6 separate regions of the Mus musculus genome follow, and all the other regions are linked to region 2. The links are chromatin contacts, found by Hi-C or POLR2A ChIA-PET in ENCODE. All regions are on one chromosome and are shown on one strand. Each heading gives the region's core, a stretch centred on a gene start or an enhancer-like site at or near the end of the contact. The rest is flanking DNA. Distances are from core to core; before and after follow the strand shown.

Region 1 (3,875 bases), core at 1,374-3,873, 140 kb before region 2:
TTTGTTCAGTGACTCAAGAGAGTCAGCAAAAGCTGAAGATGATGGAGTTAAAATATAAACAAGCTGAATTTGGAGCTAAAATCGTGAAATCATTGGAACATTAGGAAAATTCTTATAGTTCTTGAGTGTATATATCAAATGCTATATTTTTATAAAAGTGTATTTTGTGTGTATAGATGTTTTGCCTGCATGTGTGTCTGTTTACCACTTGTGTGCCTGGTGCCTGTGGAGGAGGCCAGAAGAGGGCATCAAATCCCTGGATTACAGAAGCCACCCCATGGGTGCTACTTGGTCTTCTAGAAGGACAAGCAATGTTTTTTTTTGTTTTTTGTTTTTAACTGCTGAGCCATTGTTTCTCCAATCCTGAATACTATATTCTTGTTCTTGGCATGGCCCAGAATATTAAAGGTATGTTATTTTATAATCCAAACAATAAGCCTATGAGTTATATTCAGCACTCTCCTTGTACAGTTGGGTGAACAAGAGAATAGATTAAAAAAAAAAAAGGAATCTGTACTTGTACAACAATCATAGAACTGGTTAGGTTCAGAGCCAAGATCTAAACCTAAATACTTTAACTCAAGGTTATGTTATTTATTTATCTGGACACAATACTTGAATACAAATAGGTTTTTTGTTTGTTTAACCTTATAATACAAACTAATTGTATGGTCCAGGTCTGGTGACTCAGTATTGTAATCTCAACACTTGTGAGACTGAGGCAGGAGGATTGCCACAAGTTCAAGACGGTTTTTTTTTTTTTTCAAGACGGTTTCTCTGTGTAGCCCTGGCTGACTTGGAACTCACTCTGTAGATCAGGCTGGCCTCGAACTCAGAGATTCACCTTCCTCTGCCTCCCAAGTGTTGGGATTAAAGGCATGCACTGTCATGTCCAGCTCTCCATCATAATTAACTTTATTTATATAATTTGCAGTATTGGGTTTTGAACATGCTAACTAGTATTCTAGGACAACTCTTGTTTTTTGTTTTTTTGTTTGTGTGTTTTTTGAGACAGGGTTTCTCTGTATAGTCCTGGCTGTCCTGAACTCACTTTGTAGACCAGGCTTGCCTCAAACTCAGAAATCTGCCTGCCTCTGCCTCCCGAGTGCTGGGATTAAAGGCGTGTGCCATCTCTAGGTCAACTCTTAACAAATTAATTTTTAGGTATTTACAAACTGTGTTTTCCTTGCATGAATGTGTATGCACTGTAGGAGCCCCTGGTGCTCAGGGAAGTCAGAGGGGTGCTATGGAGCCCTTGAACTGGAATTACAGATAGGTACCTGGGTCCTCTGAGGAGCAACAAGTGCTTAACTATTGAACCATCTCTTCAGCCCCCCTTTAAAGGAATCTGAAACATCTTCATATCTAGCCTTGGCTAACCTGTGACCTCAGCATCCCAGTGGTGAAGTTACATTTGTGCACCATCATGTCAGGCTTACAATTTTATTTCCATAGTGATTTGAAAAAATGTCTTCTCTACTGTCTCTGGCACTAGTTAGATCTGACTTTTAATCATTGCTCAGTTGCTGTCTACCTTTGGCAAGTTGCTTAATCTGACCCTGTTCCTTAGTACACATGGGTTAAAATCTCAAGTCTGTCACATGTGTAACTTTGTCTTTTAATCGATACCTTATTGTCCTCATCTGTAAGATAGGATGGCCAGTACTTGCCTCACAGAGAGTAAGAATTCATTGTTCTTGTTCCCCCAAAAAGTTATTATTCTTTCAATGTGTTTATTTTTGTGATAATTAGTTCTCATTTCTAGGGCGCTCAGAAAGAATATTCATGGTGTTCTAGAAACGTAGAATGTAGGCGGGTCTAACCTCTTGGAGGAAGTAGGAGATAGCCAGGCTAGCAAAAGAACCCGGGCCTTGACTTAGCTAGTGCAATAGGGTGGGGTGGGAAGCTGTATCCTCACTGTGAACAGAAAAAGACCAGATCCCAGAGTATACACCATAAATTCAGTACATTTAGCTAATTGTTTGTTTTTTCTTTGTGCTGTTACGGTACAACCAGGAAAGGACCGGTCAGAAGTAAATTAACACACGAGTCCCAAGGCCTTGGGCAGAACGGGGCAGGCCACACCCCAGAAAGACAAGGCCAGAGCTCCTAAAGCTAGTCCTGTCCTTAAATTCATGGATTCTGTCGCGATGAAACACCACCCACCCAAACACAGAGCCCAGCGCCGTTCCCGGTCTCCATCTTTAGACGAGAAAGAATGAGAGCCTGTCAAAGGAGAATCCCGGTTTTAAGAGACTAGGTGGTACGGCGGCTGCCAGGGGACCAAAACGTCTACAAGGTAAAGCTGCAGCCTGAAGCGATTTTTTGACCCCCGACACTTAATGGGCTGTCGAAGACCCGGATGTGTCTGGGACTGGCCGAGGTACCCATTAACGCGCCCCCGCTAGACCATCCCCCTTCTCCATTTATGATTGGATTTTCTTAACGCCAATCACTACTTCTCCAGCCACCCATTCCTCAAGGGTGGGGTGAAGTCTTGGTATCCCGCTTTCAATTGGTAGGAGCAAGAAGAGGAGGGCGGGTAGCCGGCTAAGTTCCTCCAATGGCCGTCGTGGCGTGTGGTTAAGGCGGAGTCAAGGCGCTTGGCAGCTGCCCAATCAGCGTCCTTGTTTGTGTGGTGCCGCCGCCGCCGGTGCAGCCGCCGCCGCCGCTGCTGCCCCTGTCTGTACCGCAGTGTCTGCTCCGCCCGCCCGCCCTCCCCGACCCGGCCCGCCCCCTCCCCCACCCCCGCTCCCGGACCCGCCAGTGGGGTCTGGATCCCACTGTGCCGTCGCCGCCTCCTTTTTCGACGCCTTCACAGCCGCCTGAGGAAGCGACCTGGTCGGGAGTTCCGCCGCCGCTGCCAGGTGAGGAGCTCTGGCCTAGGCCAGCCTGGCCGCCAGCCCGCCAGCCCGCCAGCCCGCCCGGGGGCGGTGAGGAGCGACGGAGGGAGCGAGGCTGCGAGAAGGCGGCGGTGGGGGAGGGGAAAGGTGGAGGGCGGGGGGAGGGGAAGCGCCCGCGAGCCGACGCCCGCCCGCGCGCCCCCGCCTGGCGTCCCCTCCCCCAGCCCGGCCCGCGCGCCCCCGCCTCGCGCTCCCCTTCACCTCTTCCCCTCCCCCCCGCGCGCGCGCCCTGGTCTTTCACTTAGGCCTCGCGCGACCCGGCTGGTGTCCCTTCGTGTCTTCGCTTTTTACTCTTTCTCCCCTCCCTCGCTCCCCGTTTCCCTCGCCATCCCCCTTTTCACTCAGTACCTCATGCCCGCCATGCTCCCCTCTTCTCCGGAGCGTCCTCCTCTCCGTGTTTTTAACTCTCCGCCCCCAGTAGTGCCCTCGGGGTGCGGGGGCCGCTCCCTGCACTGAGTCCTATGTTTGACGGCGGATAGGACGAAAAGGGGATCCTTAAGGGTGGAGGAAGCACTGGATAATTATCTTTATTGGGGGGGGGGACAGGCTCAGGAGTGCAGAACCTTACCCCTTTATTTCGTCGTCCATCGTTCCCTTGCCCTCCGTAAGAAAAGGGAATTGTCTTGACTTGCGTGGGTTACTTACCTCGTGTAGCAACTAAACCACCCATTTTCTCAGCTGGGCTTCTGGGATTCGCTGGATCTGTTTCCCAGTTCACTTCTTGAGGGTTGATGGAACTAGAACTTACTCTTCCGGACCAAGTCGGGACTTAGAGTACTTTTTGCCTCCTTGGGCTCAGTTACCTGAAGGAGCTAGTTACTCCTGTGAATGAAGAGATTTAGGTGTTAATCGCTGTCCCGGACAGCTTCCCCGCTCTATAAAGGTATGGTGCCCTCTTTGAGTTCATCCCCAGCACCAGATTCACTCTAAGCATAAGATGTTCCTTCGTAAGGACTGGTCCTGAGATGGAGG
Region 2 (3,924 bases), core at 219-2,718:
GCCTCCCGTACCTCTCCTTCGTGTGTGTATGTACTCTCTGGTACTAAGGAAAGCAGTCCCCTATATACTGGCTCACCCCACTGCTATGACTGATATTACCAAACTAGATACTACTTACTTGTAAGTCTTCACTCACTCTATAAATGCTCGGTTAAAATCACTGACAAGTGTCTGTATCCACACACAGTCAATGATACCATCTAAGAAGAGGGGCCAAGTCTGTAGGAAGTTGCCAATCCTCAGACACCTGCCTGTAAACACATATATACTTTTCAACTTAACACTCTCAAATAGGGTGGATATTTTAGATAGCTATTGGTGTGTATGTGGGAAGAAATGAAAATAACTTTGGTCAGTACTGATGCTACATCCCTTCTGTAACCAACACCCCTCACACCCATTTTCTTAATAGCGGCAGCTGTTACTAGGGCAACCTGTCCAGGAAATTGACCCACACTTCTTCCTCCAGAAGCAGGAAGCAAGAGCAATGTTTCTGCCTTACAAAAAAAAAATAATAATAATAATAAATAAATAAAATAAACTTGAAGGCCTTTTCTCCCCACCCCCACCCCATATGCGATCCAGCATCCCTCCTCAACCCAATTCCTTACTCCCTTCCCCACCCCCCACACCTACCTCCTCTAACTCATCCTTGGCATCCAAACTGGTTGAAAGTAGCAGCCTCCCCCCTCCTGGGGCTCCTGCTCCCGCTCCTCCTCCTCCACCTCCCGCTGCTCCTGATGCAGCAGCTGCTACGGTCCCCTTTCCCTTCTGTAACTCCATGGCTGCAGCCAAGAGACCAGAAGAGGTCAAGGGAGTAGACGGGTGTTAAGTCCTAGAAATGGAGAACTCTGGCTTGCCAAGGACGAGGAGCAAGAGGAACAAGTGGGAGGGAGGCCGACAGGCCTGGCTTTCCGCACTCTTGCCTCCTCTCCTGCGGAGGGGGAAGGCGCGGGTTCTCTAGATGCTCCCTCAGGAGTGGCCGGGCTGGGGCAAAGCTTTTGCGCAGAAGTATGGTAGACTAAGGGTCTTGTGTCCTGCAGGGAGATAGGCAAGGCTGCCACCCTTGCAGAAGTGGAGGGGGAAACCCTCTGGCTTCTTATCCTGAAAGGAGGGGAAACCCTAAGTTTCTGCCTCTCGAGGCGTGGGAAGGAGTCCTGGCCCTGAATTGGGAGTGGGAAACCTTCCCGGCGGGATTGGGAAACGCGGTTCCTTGGAATCCGGCCCCTAGCGGGTGAGGATGCAGCAGGAGCGCTATGGGAGGACCAGCTTCTCCCCACACCACACAGAGGCGGCCATGGTGGAAGGGCGGGGGAGGCTGAGAGTGCCCGAGCGGGCAGAGTCGTCGCCGGCGCCGGAAGTGAGCAGTCGCGGTCCCGGGCGTCCGCCAATAGCGGCTTCCGCGGTGGCGCCAGGTCTCTAAGGAGTAAGCCGACGACGGCGGACTGGCCTTTTCCCGGGCTGCCAATTGTAGGGAGAAGAATTGAGTCTGGTCTGACGGGCAACAAGTGTGCCCAATCGCATCCTTCCTCTGCATCTGGAGGCGGGACGGGAGGTACGGAGTGGGTGCTACTGCTGGGCGATCCGGAAAAAGCCGGGCTGCGCCTGCGCGCGCCAACACGCATGCGCGACGTTTCCCTCTTGCTCCACTCCCTACAGGTGTTCGGAACGTTGTCCTTGGGTAGTAGGCTGGGAGGATGGAAACCTAGCCCATAAGTGTCTATTCAGGAAAAGGAGCTGCCGAGTCCCAACCCCTACGCAGTCGCGTAGCAAACGCCCTCAGGGTCTGAAGCTACTTCCTGAACTAAAAATGCTACACGCGGCCGATTGTATGAGCTCTTGGGTGTGCAATTATTAGTAACAATTTGAAAACAAAAAAAGTGCATTGATTCTCTAGTGCAAACCAAATAGTTAGAATCGTACCAGCACTCGCTTTAACACAGTTTACTAAGTGATGGGACCTCGTCTTTTGAGACTCTGGGACTGACAAATGTCACTGAAGCCTATTGTATTTACACACACACAATCCATTGAGAGTTGTGGTTTGTTGTGATCATAGTAGGGCTTGATTGTATGAGAGTTCTTTTACCGTGCGTCTCTCAACAGAACTTTTCATTTTTAGGCGTATGAGCCTATTGCTGTCCACAGCTCTAAGGTGGGTGTGGTAATATATGCCTGCCATCCTAATACGTGGGAAGCTGGCCCATCAAATTCATGTTCCCCTTCCGTCCCCCATTTGTAGATATAGGCCTATTTTCCTGCACTATCCATTTTCAAGGCCAGTGGGCAGGTAAATTGTTAACAATGTCCTTGGAAGAATTCCAAGTTCCATAGCTACTGTTTTGGGAGTGAAGCACTCTTGAACCCAAGCTGGCCTCACTTTTGTGGCATTCTTTCTGCCTCCCAGGGACTTCTGTATCCTAATTACAAATAAAATAAGACCCGGACTGGCCGATCTCCAAATACACTTCTGGCATTCTACAATCCTCCTGAGTAAGCTTTGAATAACTTCTAGGTAAAGGACTGATTCAGCCTCGGAACTACAAACAAGTCATTACAATAGCTTAATATAACCGGGACACATGTATTGGATGGAAAGAAGAAAAAGAAAGGGCCGGGCGTGGTGGTGCACGCCTTTAATCCCAGCACTCGGGAGGCAGAGGCAGGTGGATTTCTCAGTTCGAGGCCAGCCTGGTCTACAAAGTGAGTTCCAGGACAGCCAGGGCTACACAGAGAAACCCTGTCTCAAAAAAACAAAAAAAAAAAAAAAAAAAGAAAAAAGAAAAGAAGGAAGGAAAAAAGATGTATAATACTGAATATTCTTTCCATTTTTTTTTTTTTTTTGAAGTGTACTGGGTTTGTTTGTGGTACTGATGATTGAACTCAGGAATTCAAAATAGGTAAATGCCCTGCCAGGGAACTTCCATGTGCTTTTTTTAATTTTAAAAATTCATTTATTGTTTTTTGAGACACTTGTTCCTATGTAGGTAAGGATGACTTTCCTGATCCTCTCAAGAGTTAGGACTGCATGTGTGCACCACCACAATTGTGCTTTATAGCATCTTTAAATAAGCACTGTATAGTGTAGTGGGGGCTGGCGCTGGGGTGCTTGCCTTCCATCTGCAAAGCTGCATTCACTCAGGAAGTGGTGGCGCACGCCTTTAATCCCAGCACTTGGGAGGCAGAGGCAGGCAGATTTCTGAGTTCGAGGTCAGCCTGGTCCACAGAGTGAGTTCCAGGACAGCCAGGGCTACACAGAGTAGCCCTGTCTTGAAAAAAAAACAATAATAATAATAATAATAGTAATAATAATAATAATAAAGGAAGAGGAAGAAAGAGGAGTGAATTGCTGGAGAGATGGAACAATGTAAAAATTGTTTGTCCTGAAGTGCGAGGAGTGGACTTTGGGTTTCTAGAGCCTATATGTGTGTGTGTGTGTGTATATATATATATATATATATATATATATATATATATATATATAGTGCCTAAGCAAGCATGTGTTCACTCAGATGTGTTTGGTGTTATTCCTTAGGGACAATCCACATTGTGTTTTGTATTGTTGTTGTTTTGTTTTTTATTTTTGGTTTTTGTTTTGTAGAAACCTAGGGTTTGTGTTTGGGCTAGGGCAGCTGAGCAGCAGGCCCAAGGATTTGTCAACCTCCACCTCCCTGGCACTGCGTCTGTCACAAGCTTCTTGCCATGCCCCATTGTTAACGTGGGAGCAAGTGATCAAACTCAGATACTCATGCATGCACAGTAGCCAGCTGAGCTCTCCCTCTGACATTTGTTTATTTATGTATTGTTTTTTGCACTCCAGAGGCAAAGGCAGGCAGATCTTTGAGTTCAAGGCCAGCCTGATGTACAGAAGAAGTTTCAGGACAGCCAAGATTACACAGAGAAACCCTGTCTCAAAAAACAAAA
Region 3 (3,719 bases), core at 679-3,178, 220 kb before region 2:
CACATAAGCCCTTTTTGTGGCATTTCCTTTCTCCAGCACACAATGCCTTCCTGAACAAGGTTCAGACTATTCCAGTTGTTTATGTGCCAACAACAGGAACAACTCAGCCAGGTAAAGACCTGCCCTCACTCCGCAAGTTCAGATATGTCCGTCTCCAAGTTACCACCTTGATTGTCTCGCTTTTTTTTTTCTCCTAGGTTCTTACACGGCCACATGTTCCCCCCCTCACTTCCTGAGCTCACGGCCACCACTAGTGCAGAGTCGGCTACAACACTGGTTATGGAGTATAAAACACTAACCTAGTAGTCAGCGTCCCTCTAACTGTAGAGGACTGGAGATGCCTAATCCTGCACAAGTTTAGTAGCTAACTACAAAACTAAACCTCCAGATCAAGTTTGTAGTAAGTATAAATAAAAGCTCCTAGGTGGTTAAGTCACGTGTGTAAAGATTACATTTCTGAGGCTGGATTCCCGAAGCCCTCGGTGTCTGTCTGTTCCTAGCACCACAAAAACCGCAACAGCAGTACACACCTACAATGCCATCACTTGACAGGTATCCTGTCACATACACTTGAAGCTACCTAAGGCCATCTCAACAACACACAGAAAAACAGTAACCCTCTGCTTCTCAGGCACTGGGATTAAAGCAGCCTGGGTACCATTATCCCTAAATAAAGACAGTCCCCACTGTCACACACCTTTGTATGACACAATGTTTCCAATAACCATTGCTAAAAGTTACTACCAAAAAGACATAGAAGAGTAAGCCCAATTATACACTATCACCAGTTTTAAACCATGGTCTAAGATTTATACAGTGAATCTAGATAAAAATGCCCCCAATGGACTCTAGGTGTTTGGCCACTTACTTGACCCCAAAGGGACCACTCTTCTGTTTGCCCTGGGATATGTGAGGCACCACTTGCTACCAGTTAAACAAGACAAACATTATATATCCAAAACGTGTTTATTGGGAAGGTTCCCACTCATCTTCAATCAGGGGCTTTCAGTGCTGCTTCCTCCTGAAGGAGCATCCTGGAAGAAAAAGATGCAAACGTTACTTCTGCCTGCCACTGACCCTGCCTCATCTGCAGAGTGCTAAACCTTCCTAACAGGAGTGCAGCTGGCTTTACCAGCCGGAAGCCTTGCATTCTACTCAGCCTTTCACCTTAGGACCCCAAAGCCAAACAAAACCCCAACACTGAGACCACTCACCTTCTGTCAGCCTTGCTTTTCCACCTGTAGGCTGACAGAGGACAGTGGAGCAGCCAACACACAAGACTACCGTTTGTGCATGGCTAAAGACCGTGGTGATTTTATAGCATCCTGGGAAGAAAAAAAAAGAGAAGAAAAATGTTAACTTCTTTTATTCCTCTCCAAGTTACCACTTCTGAACTCGTAATAAAATCAAAAATTAAGTTACAACCATTAGTACAGTTTAGTTTTCCCGCACAGCTGAAAACCACTTCCTTACCTGGGCATTTCACGTCCATAAAGTAGGAATTGGGGCTCTGCACCAGGCGCTTTTTCTTGTGTTTCCTCTTCTCCTCTTCTGGAGAGGGATGAAGGAGATCCTTTGCGAGCTAAAAGGGGCAGAAATGCAAAGACTTAGAAGGTAATGGAGGAAAGAGATGATGGGAAAGAGCCCCCACTGGCACACACCGAGGAGAACTCGCCCCTCGCCGCCCCTGGTGTCTGCGTAGCTGGGCCGCCATCTTATCTCCTCTCCGCTCCCGTCTACGCGGCTGACCCGTGGGCCGCCGCGGCTCTGGTTACTGTCCTAAGAGACGCAGAGCGCACATGTGGACCCTGTAGGACCCGCAATTAGCGCAAGAGGACCGTGCGGACCCAAGAGCGAGTTCTCTGTCGAAACCTGGACCAAGGAACTCACAGGCATGTTCTCGTAGGGAGGTCGTCACCGCCGGAAAGGAGCGAAAGCGGAAATCCTGTTCCTTATATCTGATATGGGACAGGAAGTGACGAGCCGTGTTGCTTCGCCATCTTCGGAAGGTCTTCTACTCTGTTCGAATGCAACGGAATGCCCGTTGACTGCCATTTGTAGAAGGTCCGTAAAGGCTCCTCGCGTCGCGGGCGCGTAGCCATGGTGAGAGAGTTAGCTTCTATTTTGAGTTCAGAATTTAGCTGCTGTGGCGAGAAAAATGGATACTTTTTTCTCACGTAGTTTCCGACTACGCTTTGACAGCTGGAGTGTGATGGGAACATCACAGGTGAACACCAGCGAGAAGCTTTTATCCATGACATTTTTAGTTATTGATAGTCTTTACCATTTTCCAGTTGGTTTGATTTACGCTGATTAATAATTCTAGACGTAAATAGGTTTTTTTTTTTAAAAAATGAGATACCTGCTTGAAGCTGGGGGTGTACTACGCTGGTAGGTAGAGTGCGTGCTAAGAATGTGCAAAGCGTAAACTGGGCAGGGCGCAGTGGTGCTGTCAGTGGCTCAAGGCTGGAATCTCAGAACTTCAGAGGATGAAGCGGGAGGACGAGGAGTTCAAAATCATTCTAGGCACTGGGCTTCCTAGCAAGTTTGAGGTCTGAGTGGACTACAGGAGACCCTGTCTGAAAAAACAACAAAATCAAATCCTGTTCATATTTGCTCCACTGCAGCTAACCCTATTGTTTACCTTTATTGTTTTGTTGTTGCTGCTGTTTTCCAGTGCTAAAGATAGAGCCCGACTTTGTATTCTTACAATTCTTTACCTTTGAGGAATAAAATCAAATATCCTTACACCACTTGACACGTGCATTGCTTTTAAAGTGCTAATTAAAGGCCAGACGAGGTTGGTCACACCTTTATCACTGCATTCTGGCAAAGCATGGAAGAGACTGAGTTCTGGCCAGCCTGATCTAGCAAGTTGTAGGACAGCCAGAACTACAAGAGATGTCTCTAAAAACCAAATCAAAACAAAAAGTATGTTATTTAACTATGGAGCTGCTGTAACCATTACCACATTGTACAAATTTGTGTGTTTGCTGCTCAACACAGAGGCAGGTGGATCTCTGAATTCAAGTGTCTATAAATAAAATAATAAATAAATAGTCCATGCTTAAATGAATGCATGTTGATTTTGGATTTTGGCAATATACATGGCAGAGATATCTTGGGAAATAGATTCTAGGTTTAAAAATGAAATTCATGGCCAGGTGTGGTGGTGCACGCCTTTAATCCCAGCACCTGGGAGGCAGAGGCAGGCGGATTTCTGAGTTCAAGACCAGCCTGGTCTACAAAGCGAGTTCCGGGACAGCCAGGGCTACACAGAGAAACCCTGTCTCAAAAAAAAAAAAAAAAAAAAAAAAAGAAAGAAAGAAATTCATTCCTTTTCCTAGACTGAAAATAATTTCTTATAATACTTGTACATCTGCAATTTATCATGTGAGCAGAAGTATGAAAATGCAGGGGATGAGGGGGGAGGCAGGGACAGGGTTTCTCTGTGTAGCCTTGGCTGTCCTGGAGCTCACTCTGTAGACCAGTCTGGCCTTGAAATCAGAGATCCGCCTGCCTCTGCCTCCCGAGTGCTGACTCTAGTATGCCTGTACCACCAAGCTTTTTTGTTTGTTTTGAAGAAAGGGTCTTGGCCTCTGGCAGTAGTGGTGCACTCCTTTAATCCCATAACTTAGGAGGCAAGGCAGATCGGTGAATTTGAAGCCTCCCTGGTCTACAGAGAGAATTCCAGGACAGGCAGTCATCTACCCTAGTGG
Region 4 (4,285 bases), core at 1,583-4,082, 180 kb after region 2:
CCAGACTGCGGAAGGGCCAGAGACAAGGAAAGAGCTGGGGAATCCCTGGCTATCGAGTCTCTAGACCTCTGTTCTGGAAAGGAGGAGGTGAGTCTGGGGATGGACTTCTGCCCATGGGAGGCTAAGGAATCGGATACAGGAGACTTTGATGATGGGTTGCATAGCCTGTGTTAGGGATCTTGAGGGTCTGAGGGATGTGGGGTGCTAGGTTTGGCTGTGTACGACTGGAGGGTAGAGATCCTTCTTGATTATCCTCCATGCCTGGCAGAGCCAAGGTCCTAAGTGATGCTAACAAATAGACTAATAGGCTGATTTGTGAACATGGGGTGAGAAGGAGAGAGCTTTGAATCTGATTGGATGGCCATGATAGGCTGATGTGAGGGTCTACTCCATAGAATAACCGAACCTTGGAAATATCCGAGACCTTGTCCATTGGGACTGAGCTGGAGTTCTAGGCCTGGGTACCAACCTCTTATTTATTTTTACAATGAAGTCCTAAATACCAGTGTCCCCCTGGAGACAAGGTTCCTGGAGTATGTCCACGGGCAGTGGCGAAGCAGCTGCCACACTTCTTAGGCCTCTGTGACCTCTCTCTCTGAGGCATGTGAAGTTTACCATAGCATATACATTTCCTTTTCTTTTTGAGATAGGATTTCTCTGTGTAGACTTAGCTGCCCTGGAACTCACTCTGTAGTCTCTTACCTGGCCAGCCTCTAGCTCACAGAGAGCCACTTGCCTCTGCTTTCTGAGTGCCCCCACACCTGGCCTGGCACATACACAGTCAATCCCAGAAACTGTTTTGCTATCCTGGAGCTAATAAAGGTAGAGGGGAGGACCTCTGGTTCATCTGGTGCTAATTAGGGGGACAGAGCCCCAGGGGAGGAGCCCAGTCTGGGGACCAGGATCGTGTTCCAGAGAAGCAGTTTCCAGCATCATGACTAGCAACATCCTGCATCCAAGGGAGACCTAGAACTGATTGCAATGGAGGGAAAGCAGGGTCTACAAATTTGCATCTCCTTGTTTTACCCTAAGGCTCTGTCTTCAACTTCCTAGTAGAGCCAGGGTGCAGGGACCAAACTGGGAGGAGGACATCTGGTGCCAGGCCAGGTTTTAGGGTAGGGGGCATGCTGGGTTCTCAGTTCCAGTATACTGATCTTACAGAGAGTGGTGATGTCTGGATCCTTTACCAGCTTGGCCTTACAGTGCAAGCAGGATAAGTCTAGGACTTAGCTCAGGATGATGCTCAGGGCCACATAGCCAGACCTCAAGCTGTTTTCAGTAGGAATTGGTATGAATTACAGATTATTATTTCTTTGGATGGGAAGATGTCCCAGGAGCAAAGGCTAGACTAAGCCTTCCTACTGTAATTCATTTGGAATATGGTCCTGTGGTAAAGGTGTGGGCTGGGGCTGGGCTGCTGAGTAGTCTCCTCCTCTTGGGCCCTTGTAGAAGATGAAGGAGAGCAGCATTGATAACTTGATGAAGAGCCTGGACAAAAACAGCGACCAGGAGATTGACTTCAAGGAGTACTCTGTGTTCCTGACCACGCTGTGCATGGCCTACAATGACTTCTTCCTAGAGGACAACAAATGACCAGGACACTGGCAGCTCCTGATCCTGACCTCTGCAGCCTCTTTAACTGCCCCTCCTATGGCCCCTGCCCTTCTCTTTCTCCCAGATGGATCCTTCCAGCAGAGAAATAAAGCCTTATCCATTACACGCACTGGTTTTAAGGTGGTTTGTGTCTTGGCTGAGGCAGGGGAGAACAGACATTTTGGACCACTAAGCCTTGGGCCACACACAGGTGGTCTGTGGATAGCAGGAGCTGGGCTCTCATCCCTCTTCACTGGCAGTCCTTCATCATGGACATTGTTGGAGGTGTCCTGACTTTGTTCTGCACTCCTGTAAAATAACAAAGCTGCCCAGACAGCAAAGATGCAGAGAAAACAAGAGAAAAGGCCGTGAGAGCTAGGAGGCCAGAGGGATGGGCTGTGGCCCAGCAGTGATGGTCCCGCAGGTCTGACTTGGGGATAGCCCGCAGGAGACCACCCCAGGAGCCCTTCTCCTCTCCCTTCCAGGAACACCCCTCCCATTACTCACTGAAGAGTGACTTCAGGATGCTAATCCCTCCCCACACCCTACCAACTTCCTCTTCTCAAGACTCCTCCCCATTACCCCCCCCCACCCCAGGAGAAAATGTTCAAAACTTTTCACTTGAGATGAGTAACTGAGAATGCTCGCTGGGCTTGGCTCTACTATGTGCACATTCATGCATAAGCTGCTCTAAGGATGAAAATCCAGGCAGTGAGTGGGAGGAGGCGAGTGATGTTGCTAGAAATTTATGGTTGGTGGGGGATGCTGTTTAAAATCTTTTAGACTGTGTTCTTTCCCCATGCCCCCTTTGATACAAGGCTCAAAATTCTACCTTTTGGGATCAACGTCTTTAGCTATATATCAAGATTTAGACCAGTGGTTCTCAACCTGTGGGTTGAGACCCCTTTCACAGGAATTGCCTAAGACCATCTGAAAACACAGATATACACATTAAGATTCATAACAGTAGCAAAATTATAGCTATGAAGTAGAAACGAGAATAACTTTATGATTGGGGGACCACCACAACTTGAAGAACAGTATTAAAGGGCCGCAGCATTAGTCAGGTTGAGTGAGAACCATTTCTTAGAGGATGTGGTAGACAGACTGCTTCCCCTCCCTCACTTGGGGACCTTGCCACTAGAGGGCAACAGCATCAGTGTGGTTCCCAGTCCCCCTCACACTGATGCTAACTTTAAGGACACTGCTCTCGGGCTGGCAGAAGGTTCAGCACACAAGCCAGAGTTTCGAGTCACGTGCCAGAAGGGAAAACTAAACACGGAATTAGAGAAAACTTGATGCCTCTGGCTTGCACTGGTCTCCTTTGGGCCCGTTAGGGCCCGCTAAACTCCCTCATTCCGCTCCTAATCCTGGACAGTCCAGGCAACAGGGGCGTGGAAAGTTGAGGGGGCTGGGATGTTCGTTTGCCTTGCCTCAGGCGCTGGGTGGGGTCGGGGCGTGCCAGCACTCCCTGGGCGGACCTCACGGATGCTGGCCACTATAAGGCCGGCCAGACTGCGACACATTCCATCCCCTCGACCACTCCTTTGGCGCTTCGCTGTCGACCGTGCGGTGAGCTCTCGCTGGGGGGTCCCTCTAGGGTCTTTCTGCTCCTGGGCAAGGGGTTAAGCCACTTCCTTCCCCCGTCAGCCTCTGCAGGCTCAGTGGGTGGAATGCATTGGGATCCAAGTTTTCGGAGCCCAGGGAGGCAGGGAGAGCCATGATTAGGTGGGTTGTATCAGGCAAACCCAGAGGCTAATGCATCCCTATGGGGCGGCAACCTGAGTCTGCTCTTCTGGGGTGCAGGAGGGTTTGCCCTGGGTGTGTCATCGTCCCAGTGTGTGGCTATGTCAGGAGGTGCCCAGGGGCACTCTCCATTCTCTTCCTTGCTCAGTCATATGCCCTAGTTCTCTTGGAAGCCCTGGAGGACAGTGCTCACAGATCCCAAAGCCCCTTCCATTCTTATATCCCTCACCTAAGTTGCCCCGGCTGCCACCTGTGTTGGCTTGAGACTGACTGCCTCAGGCAGGGGGGTGGTGAGAGAACTCTCTGCTATCAGCAGCACTGACTAGCCCCTCTGTCAAACAGCTTCTTCTAGCCCAGTGATCAGTCATGGCATGCCCTCTGGATCAGGCCATTGGCCTTCTCGTGGCCATCTTCCACAAGTACTCTGGCAAGGAAGGTGACAAGCACACCCTGAGCAAGAAGGAGCTGAAGGAGTTGATCCAGAAGGAGCTCACCATTGGCTCCGTGAGTAGCCCCTGTCCCGGTTCCCCCTCCTGCCTCTCATCTGAGTGGCATTTAATCACAGTTCCTGATCTTACTTCCTGTGGAGGGATGCTCGTATGCCTCCATGCTGCCCTGTCCCCTGAGGGAGGAGCAGGGGCTGAGGAGAGTAAATCAAGGTAAACCCAAGCTGAAGGCCCATCTTTGGTCCCAACGAGCACTTGTTTGAGAGAGGACTTCCAGGGAAGGGGTAAGGAATCTAGGGTGTTGGCCACCACTGAGTGTGGACTTCTCCTTCTTAATGTATTAGAAGCTGCAGGATGCTGAAATTGCAAGGCTGATGGATGATCTGGACCGTAACAAGGATCAGGAAGTAAACTTCCAGGAGTATGTCGCCTTCCTGGGGGCCTTGGCTTTGATCTACAATGAAGCTCTGAAATAAAATGGGACCGTTGAGATGACTTCC
Region 5 (4,190 bases), core at 532-3,031, 160 kb after region 2:
TTCTGTTTCTCCAAAATGACAAATTGGAGGTCAGTTGGGCTGGCATATAAATCTCTACCCTGGGTGTCTTGACCATTTTAATTCCTCCTGGGTCTCTCTGCTATCTGATCTGGTGAGTACCTCTGTCCTGTAGAGGACTTGGGTTTCTATCTTCGTTCCATCTTGATCCTGGTCCTTGTAGATTTTCTTTGACTTGCTGGTGGGATCTCTCATTTGAAGGGATCCTCTCAGTGAAGATTCAGGTGGAAGGGTCTTTCCCACATTCTCCTTTGAGGGCTTAGGGGCTTACTCTGTTGCTTGTTCTCCAGTCTCTGTGTCTGAGGTCTCTGTGTCTCTCAGTTTAGATATGACTATTTAGGGAACTTTTTTTGGGGGGGGGTGGTTAGGCCTAGGAATAGGTCATGGATATGTGAGCGGTGTTTTTATAAGAATCCTGGGGTTGGTGAGATGGCTCAGCGGGTAAAAGCACTGACTGCCCTCCGAAAGTCCTGAGTTCAAATTCCAGTAACCACATGGTGGCTCACAATCACCTGTAATGAGATCTGATGCCTTCTTCTGGGGTGTCTGAAGACAGCTACAGTGTACTTACATATAATAAATAAATAAATCTTAAAAAAAATAAAAAAATATTAAAAAACTATAAGAATCCCCAATTTGAGGCAGATACAATGGAGCCGGCCGGTAATCCCACTCTCAGGAGACTGAGGCAGTAAAGTCATGAGGTCAAGGTCACACTAGGTTGTACAGTGACATGTCACAATCAATACTGAGTTGTTCTTGCTTTTGCAACGTCTCGGATTCTTTTAGGACTAAGAAGGCAGAGAGACAGGCTCTCAGTGCTTAGCCCTGCCTGGGTCCCTAGTCCTGTCTGTAGTGGCAGAGCCATGCCCAAGGCTACCTCCTGTGCTTTTCTAAGTAGATGAGGGTGGGACTAGCAGAGCAGGGCTGGCAGCGCAGGCTGGAGGCTTTCCTGACTCCAACACTGCCTCCTCTGGCCTTACTCTGGAACCCACTCAATATTCTTAGAGGAATTTGGAAGAGGTGACCCCTGACTTCTGACCGTATCTCTTCAGCTTCTAGCCTGACCACAAGACACTGGCCATTTAATTTCTTCAGTTCTAACTTCAGCCGAATCCTTCCTGTTGGAGAGGATGTTGAGTCACTTACATCCTGCCTAGGCCCTGACTGCAAAGAACCAGCACTGTGCACACAGCTAAAGCTCAGCCTGGTAGCAGGCACACCTGTCACTCTACGAGCGTCCCTGGTATGAAGAAGGAAGCACTCTTGCTTACGGGAGCTTAAGATGGCAGAGACTCTGACCTAGAGTTTGTGAACGGTTTGATCCCGTCATGGAGTCTTATACTCCTGGGCTGTTCTGATGATTATTGCCAGGTGATTCTGGGAGCCCATGGACACATCTGTGCTCTGCATTCCTGGCACAGATAGGAATCCAACTGAGACTCTAGATATCCTGCAACCCCTCCCCTTCTCATGCCTCTCCTCATCTCCCATTGGACACTCAGGCTGGAAGATCTACCTTCAGAGATAGGTCTTCAGGACACAAGGTTCTGCTCTAGATGACTCGCACAGCACAGGAAAGTTTAACGTCTGGTTACAGTGTAAAGTGGAAGTGTGGACCCTCGTCCTTAGACAGCCATACTTGCAGGGCAGAATGCAGGCAGGCGGTGACTTGTCATTCCTGGAGGGGCTTGGTGACACAGAAGCAGGCCTTGGAGACTGGACTTAAGGCGTCTAGTGACCTGCAATAGGTTGTGGATGTGATGGTCTATACCTTCCACAAGTACGCCAGTCAAGAGGACGAGAGGCTCAAACACAACAAAGGGGAGATAAAGGAGCTTTTGCGTAAGGAGCTGCTGAGCTATGTGGGGGTAGTGAGGCAGGCCAGGAGGGGAGCCTGGGCTAGGTAGGGCAAGTCTGTTCCTGCTTTCATTTCCAAGGTGCCTGCTAGTGCCAGTGCCAGGGTGGCACTGAGGATTTCCCATCAGCCCTCATTTCACAGTCCCTGGGGTGCCCATTAGGTCTATATGTGAAAGGGCTATTGATGGCTTCAGCATTCTTGAGCACAATGCTATTGGGGGCTCCAGAGTCTATCTGTCTAATCCTGTAATTGGCTAGTTGAATGGTCCCAAACTCAGAGAAAGGTAGCAGCTGGCCATGGGTCACACAAGGACATTATTGGTGGGCATTAATTTCTCTTTTTATTTTACACATTTATATGCCAAACCAAGAATGTATATAGAGAGAGTGGATTCTAGCCAAGACATACACCCTGGGGCATTTGCCAGAGAAGCGCTGTGACCTCTCAATTTGTCTCCTGCCCTGTACAGACTAATGGGTAATTATAGAGCTAGGTCTCAGAACTTAATGTATGAGGCAGGTCTTGCCCCCCCCCTTCTTCATTTTGGGTTAATTCTTTTTCATTGTTTTGGCTGGTATGGAAAGGTTTGTCTTGTTTGAATTCATCCTACTGATGGGGGGTAGGGAGGGCAGTGAAGCTCTGATTTTCTCATTATCAAGATGAAGCTGGGGCCTAGCAAAGATTAGTTTCTTCATACTCTGAGGAATACCCAGGAACCCCCCCCCCCCCACACACACACGCACACACACTCCAGTAGGCCTATTGGAGACACTTACATCATAAGTCTATCTGTCCTTCCTTACTGACCTTCTTGGTACCTCACAAGGGTTTCCCGCCCACGGTAGACCTGGCTGCCCATCTTGGAAATAAAAGCTGCACGCTGATGTCAGGGAAGGTGTTGGAGGTGGGTTGGGCAGTGCCCCACTCCGTGATGACTCCTGTCCCTGTCACCTTCAGGATAACGTAGATGATGAGAAGGTGAAGAAGGAAATGAACAACCTCGATAAGGACAGTGACCAGCAGGTGGACTTCCGGATGTATGCCCTGGTTCTGGTGGATTCTGCTATCTGGTTTAATAACTTCCTTGAGGGGTCCCCAGCGCTCCACTACCTGCCGTGGATCTCTTGGTTGAAACAACTCTCTATCTTTTTAAGTTTGTATTAAATAAACTTTTGTTAGTTTGCTGGTGGAGAGTATTATAATGGCTCAGTGATGCCTTGTGCCTTGACTGGGTCAGTTAAAGGCCTGGGAACAGAGGAGATCCTGGTTTCTAACACCTTCCGTACTGTACCCCAACTTTCTGAGGCCAAAGGTTCTACTCTTTTTTTTTTTTTTTTTTTTAGGTTTTTGGAGGCAGGGTTTCTCTATGTAGCCCTGGCTGTCCTGGAAAGTACTCTGTAGACCAGGCTGGCCTTGAACTCAGAAATCCGCCTGCCTCTGCCTCCCAAGTGCTGGGATTAAAGGCGTGTGCCACTACTGCTTGGCCTCAAAGGTTCTACTCTTTGGGATTTCACATGAATGAAATTTTGGGAATTGAGGTAGGCTGGTAACATTTTATTTGGTTAAGAAAGGTATTTTAAAAAGGAAGATTGGGAGCTGGGTGTGGCAGTGCAGATTTTTAATCCCAGCACTAGGGTGGCAGAAGCAGGTGGATCGCTGTGAGTTCAAGGCCAGTGTGGTATATAAAGCAAACTCTAGAACAGCCAGGGCTGTTACACAGAGATACCCTGACTCAAAACAAAACAAAACAAGACAAGACAAGACAAGACAAGACAAGACAAGACAAGACAAGACAAGACAAGACAAGACAAAACAAGACAAAGGAAGGTTGGTGGCATGGTGGTGCAACCTTTATCCCAGTACTCAGGAGGCAGGGGCAGGGGCAGGGGCAGGGGCAGGGGCAGGGGCAGGGGCAGGGGCAGGGGCAGGGGCAGGGGCAGGGGCAGGGGCAGCACACACAAAAAATATAAAACCCACCTACAACTACAATCATTTTATCTACCCCTCCACTAATTCTAACTTCACAGAAGGGAGGATACAATCCCAGAACATAGCACAAACCCTGACACTGAAGGCTGTAAAGGGCCAGAGATCCTGAGAGCTACTTGGGGTGGGGGTGGGGGTGGGGGTGGGGATGGGGGTAGGGGTGGGGAAGGAGTTGTTACCCTCACCTGCTCTGCAGTTTCCTTAGGATTCATTTGCAGATCACAGGCCCTAGGCACTGTGCTTGTTTTTAGAAAACCTTTTTTCCTATCTGCTTTCAAGTGGGTTAGCTCAGTTTTGAGTTTACTCCCTCCTTCTCGATCTCTGA
Region 6 (3,972 bases), core at 228-2,727, 190 kb before region 2:
AAAGAAATAGATAAGCAGTGACCTGGTTACAGCTGCCGCTGAACGCCAGATCTGCCAACAGCAGGGACCAACGCTGAGCCCTAGATACTGCACCATTCCTTGAGGTGACCAGCCAGCAACCTGGTGGCAGGTTGACGACACTGGACACTTCCTCCATGGAAAGGACAATGTTTTGTTCTTATTGGAGAAAACACTGGATTTGCTTTTCCTGATTCTGCCAAAAACCACCATCCGTGGCTCCGGCCAATCCTGCTTCAGCCTCCCAAGTGCTGAGGTTACATGCCCATGTTTAGAAATCAAATAAGCCACAGGAGTCTAGGAAAAATCGTTTTTTGTTTTGTTTTTTAATTTTTTAAATTTATTTTTGGGCCCCCAATGGAAGAGCTAGATAAAGTACCCAAGGAGTTAAAGGGATCTGCAACCCTATAGGTAGAACAACATTATGAACTAACCAGTACCCCGGAGCTCTTGACTCTAGCTGCATATGTATCAAAAGATGGCCTAGTCGGCCATCACTGGAAAGAGAGGCCCATTGGACTTGCAAACTTTATATGCCCCAGTACAGGGGAACGCCAGGGCCAAAAAGTGGGAGTGGGTGGGTAGGGGAGTGGGTGGGAGGGTCTGGGGAACTTTTGGGATAGCATTGGAAATGTAAATGAGGAAAATACCTAATAAAAAGTTAAAAAAATTATTTTAAAAAATTAGGTATTTTCTTCATTTACATTTCCAATGCTATCCCAAAAGTCCCCCAGACCCCCCACCTTGTTTTGTTTTTTTAATCATAAGTTAATTTGTAGAAAGGATGGCTTTTATTTCATGCATCCATTCTTCCTACTTTTTTTTTTATAAAACTTTTTTTTTCCTTAGACAGGGTTTCTCTTTGTAGCTTTGGCTGTCCTCAAACACTGTCACTCTGTAGACTAAGCTGGCCTCAAGATCCACCTGCCTCTGCCTCCAGAGTGTTGGGAGTAAAGGTGTGAGCCACCACAGCCCTCTCATCGTCTTTTCTGTAGAGACTGGCTAGGCAAGCCAGGCAAGGAAATTTGTCCCAAAAAGGGAATGATTACCCTTTGGCCCAGTTAGGCACTAAAAGAGCCTGAGCTGTTAAGTGTCTGGGGCCAAGGCCAGACAGATACCCTGAGAAATGTAGGAAGAAATACTTGGAGTAAGGATAGAGAACCGGCCTTGCTCGCAGAGTTCCTAGCTCCCACTTCTATCAAACTCTTTCTGACTGGCTGGCCCCAGCGGCCTGCTAGTCCATGGCAGCTCAGGGGGCCCACCGCCCTCGGGTCTTCCCGCTAGTCCCCTCCCGGTTCTGGCTTCGTCTCAGCTCGCCGCCAGCCTAGCTTTCTCTAGTTTTCAGACTCTAATTGCTCGCAGCGCACGTCACTCTAGGCTAGGCTCCTCCCACTGAGCTCAGTCATTGGCAGCCTCGTGCGGGTACGCGGAGGCGGCGGGGGGGAGGGGAGAGGGGTGGGGAGGGGGTGGGAATTCCCGACGCGAGGCCGGAACCGAGCGACAGCAATGGAGTGAGACCCTCGGGAGGTGAGTGAGGCCTCGCTGGTCGCAGGGTCAAAGGCAGCTTCTGAGGCCTCCCAGGCTAGGAGCTGGGGTCTCCGTGTTAACATTTCCTCTGCTTCCTGCGACGCTGGCGGCCTCCGACCTGGTCTCCGAGACTTCCAGACGCCGCCCAGTGCGGGCAAAGCTCGTCCCAAGCCCCTCTTTGGCTATATGCCGAGACTACCTGTTATTTCCGGGAAATGGCCCTGGGGAGTGGGTAGTTAAGAGAGTCAGCCAGCCCCGAAGTTCCCCTGTTTCAAATCATCGGTGAAGCCATCCGGGACTTCTCTTCAGCTCCAACCTCCCTTTGCTACATGCACTTAGCAGACTGAGAGAGTGGTCTGCCTTCCTTAGGGAACCCCAGCTCCAGGTGCAGGTCCTACCTGGAGTCTGCACCTCATTTTCTGCGTGCTCCAGGTGAAAGAGTAATGTGAGATCTATATTGGCCTTCGCGTGCCTCAGTTTCCTCCTTGATGGTTCGCTGAACTTGGGGAGAGAAATTCGAAGGAGGAAATGCAATCCTGATGTTGGCGTGGATGAGTCACTTCAGCTGGGAAAGGCCAGAAAGTGGCTGGGCTGAGGGGAAGTGCATTCCGCTGACCAGCCTTCCCTTTTCCGTGACCCCTTCTTTCCTGTGACCATTCCCACCCATGCTAGTTTTCTCTGTATAGGTCCAAGAGTCACCGAGTTATCACAGCCACCATGGGGCCCTGGGGGGAGCCAGAGCTCCTGGTGTGGCGCCCAGAAGCAGTCGCATCGGAGCCCTCGGTGCCAGTAGGGCTGGAAGTGAAGCTGGGGGCCCTGGTGCTGCTGCTGCTGCTGACACTCATCTGCAGCCTGGTACCTGTCTGTGTGCTTCGAAGGTCAGGTGCTAACCATGAAGCTTCAGGTGAGTCTTTTCTGCTTCGGAGGTTGGGCGAGGTGACTGGGGTGGGGGGGGGGGCGGCGGGGGGGGGGAGCAGGAGTGGTCATGGCTTCTGTTGGGGTAGAAGGACTTTGAAGAGATTCATTTGGTTATATATAACCCCTTTTGTACTTCACTCTTGTTTAGCCTCGGGCCAGAAAGCCCTGAGCCTCGTCAGCTGCTTCGCAGGAGGAGTCTTTTTGGCTACATGTCTTCTGGACCTGCTGCCTGACTACCTGGCTGCCATAGATGAGGCCTTGGAGGCCCTGCATGTGACGGTAAGCATTGACTTCAACATGTGACCAAGAGTATATTATAGAACAGCTAATAGAAAACAGAGCTATAACCTGGGCGGTGGTGGCACACCACCTGTGAGTTGGAAGCCAGCAAGTTCCAGGACAACCAGGGCTACACAGAGAAACCCTGACTGGAAAAACCAAAAAAGAAAAAGACAAACATGGTTATATAGATCTCTTCAGGGGTCACCTCAGGGCTGCGGAAGGCCTTGGTATGTGAGTCTGTGAATTATGGATTTCAGCAACAGGATATTCTTACTGTGCATTCTTTCCCTGATACTAAACTCTGTGTGACCTCTCTATATTCCTTGATATAATGTGAGCAGCCTCATCAGGTGTGTGAACTACTCTGGGTTGCAATTCCCAGGAAGTTAACAATGTTCCAAGAATCACATTTCATACACTTATTTGCTTGTCCCTCCTTCATTCTCTGTCTCCTTCCCTCCTCTTTTTCTTTTTTTTTGGTTTTTCGAGACAGGGTTTCTCTGTGTAGCCCTGGCTGTCCTGGAACTCACTTTGTAGACCAGGCTGGCCTCGAACTCAGAAATCCGCCTGCCTCTGCCTCCCGAGTGCTGGGATTAAAGGCGTGAGCCACCACGCCCGGCTTCTCCTTTTCTTTTTTGAGACAGGTTCTCACTGTGTAGGCCTGGCACTTGTTTTGTAGACCTGCCTCAACTTTGCAGTGATCTTCTTGCCTCTGCCTCCCAGATGCTGAATTACAGGGTTGTGCTACCTCACCCCACATTCTCTTTCTTATTTTTCTTTCTAAATTTTATTTATTTATTTATTTTTGGTTTTTTGAGACAGGGTTTCTCTGTGTAGCCCTGGCTGTCCTGGAACTCACTCTGTAGACAAGGCTGGCCTCAAACTCAGAAATCTGCCTGCCTCTGCCTCTCAAGTGCTGGGATTAAAGGCGTGAGCCACCACTGCCCAGCCCTCCTTGTTTTTCTTATTTGCACATATTATACATAGTAATGGGCTTTATTATTACATTTTCATACACACATAAAGTATTCTAACTATATTCACTCCTATTAGATTTCTTGTTTCCCTCCCACTGATCATCCTCTTCTGATCTCTCTTTTGAGTGTGAGTGGGGTGTGTGTGTGTGTGTGTGTGTGTGTGTGTGTGTGTGTGTGTGAGACGAGTGCTTGACTCCATGAGTTTAATTAGGGTCACTTACATGAACACGAGCGAGGGCGCCTTTTTTCC

What was found. Hi-C counts contacts between places; a loop is a spot of excess contacts on that map. ChIA-PET counts read pairs that join two places held with the same protein, here RNA polymerase II (POLR2A).
Region 1: POLR2A ChIA-PET joins it to region 2 with 13 read pairs in Patski. The contact joins the promoter of Gatad2b here to the promoter of Ints3 in region 2. POLR2A ChIA-PET finds 5 or more read pairs at or near these places in 3 of 5 experiments (Patski and embryonic stem cell).
Region 3: POLR2A ChIA-PET joins it to region 2 with 11 read pairs in Patski. The contact joins the promoter of Rps27 here to the promoter of Ints3 in region 2. POLR2A ChIA-PET finds 5 or more read pairs at or near these places in 2 of 5 experiments (Patski and embryonic stem cell).
Region 4: POLR2A ChIA-PET joins it to region 2 with 14 read pairs in Patski. The contact joins the promoter of S100a6 here to the promoter of Ints3 in region 2. A Hi-C loop is called at or near these places in 1 of 37 maps with a recorded cell type or tissue (v-Abl transformed pro-B cells). POLR2A ChIA-PET finds 5 or more read pairs at or near these places in 1 of 5 experiments (Patski).
Region 5: POLR2A ChIA-PET joins it to region 2 with 12 read pairs in Patski. The contact joins the promoter of S100a2 here to the promoter of Ints3 in region 2. POLR2A ChIA-PET finds 5 or more read pairs at or near these places in 2 of 5 experiments (Patski and embryonic stem cell).
Region 6: POLR2A ChIA-PET joins it to region 2 with 13 read pairs in Patski. The contact joins the promoter of Slc39a1 here to the promoter of Ints3 in region 2. POLR2A ChIA-PET finds 5 or more read pairs at or near these places in 3 of 5 experiments (Patski and embryonic stem cell).

The regions. Positions count from the first base shown.
Region 1 is chr3:90,290,558-90,294,432 of GRCm38, forward strand. It overlaps Gatad2b (GATA zinc finger domain containing 2B), which reads left to right and starts at 2,624. Exons shown (of 11, transcript NM_139304.3): 1 at 2,624-2,867.
Region 2 is chr3:90,432,168-90,436,091 of GRCm38, forward strand. Ints3 (integrator complex subunit 3) reads right to left here and starts at 1,469. Exons shown (of 30, transcript NM_145540.3): 1 at 637-1,469. The coding sequence starts at 783.
Region 3 is chr3:90,211,720-90,215,438 of GRCm38, forward strand. It overlaps Rps27 (ribosomal protein S27), which reads right to left and starts at 1,929. Exons shown (of 4, transcript NM_027015.4): 1 at 1,891-1,929; 2 at 1,474-1,582; 3 at 1,215-1,325; 4 at 948-1,034. The coding sequence starts at 1,896. The coding sequence ends at 1,006. Nup210l (nucleoporin 210-like) reads left to right here. Exons shown (of 40, transcript NM_029937.2): 39 at 37-111; 40 at 198-432. The coding sequence ends at 298. It also overlaps a transcript of Rab13 not described here.
Region 4 is chr3:90,610,062-90,614,346 of GRCm38, forward strand. It overlaps S100a6 (S100 calcium binding protein A6 (calcyclin)), which reads left to right and starts at 2,833. Exons shown (of 3, transcript NM_011313.2): 1 at 2,833-3,165; 2 at 3,682-3,843; 3 at 4,130-4,285. The coding sequence starts at 3,706. The coding sequence ends at 4,261. S100a5 (S100 calcium binding protein A5) reads left to right here. Exons shown (of 3, transcript NM_011312.2): 3 at 1,450-1,719. The coding sequence ends at 1,593.
Region 5 is chr3:90,588,466-90,592,655 of GRCm38, forward strand. S100a2 (S100 calcium binding protein A2) reads left to right here and starts at 1,782. Exons shown (of 2, transcript NM_001195760.1): 1 at 1,782-1,889; 2 at 2,837-3,043. The coding sequence starts at 1,782. The coding sequence ends at 3,043. It also overlaps a transcript of S100a3 not described here.
Region 6 is chr3:90,246,715-90,250,686 of GRCm38, forward strand. Slc39a1 (solute carrier family 39 (zinc transporter), member 1) reads left to right here and starts at 1,478. Exons shown (of 4, transcript NM_013901.2): 1 at 1,478-1,545; 2 at 2,232-2,449; 3 at 2,612-2,742. The coding sequence starts at 2,263.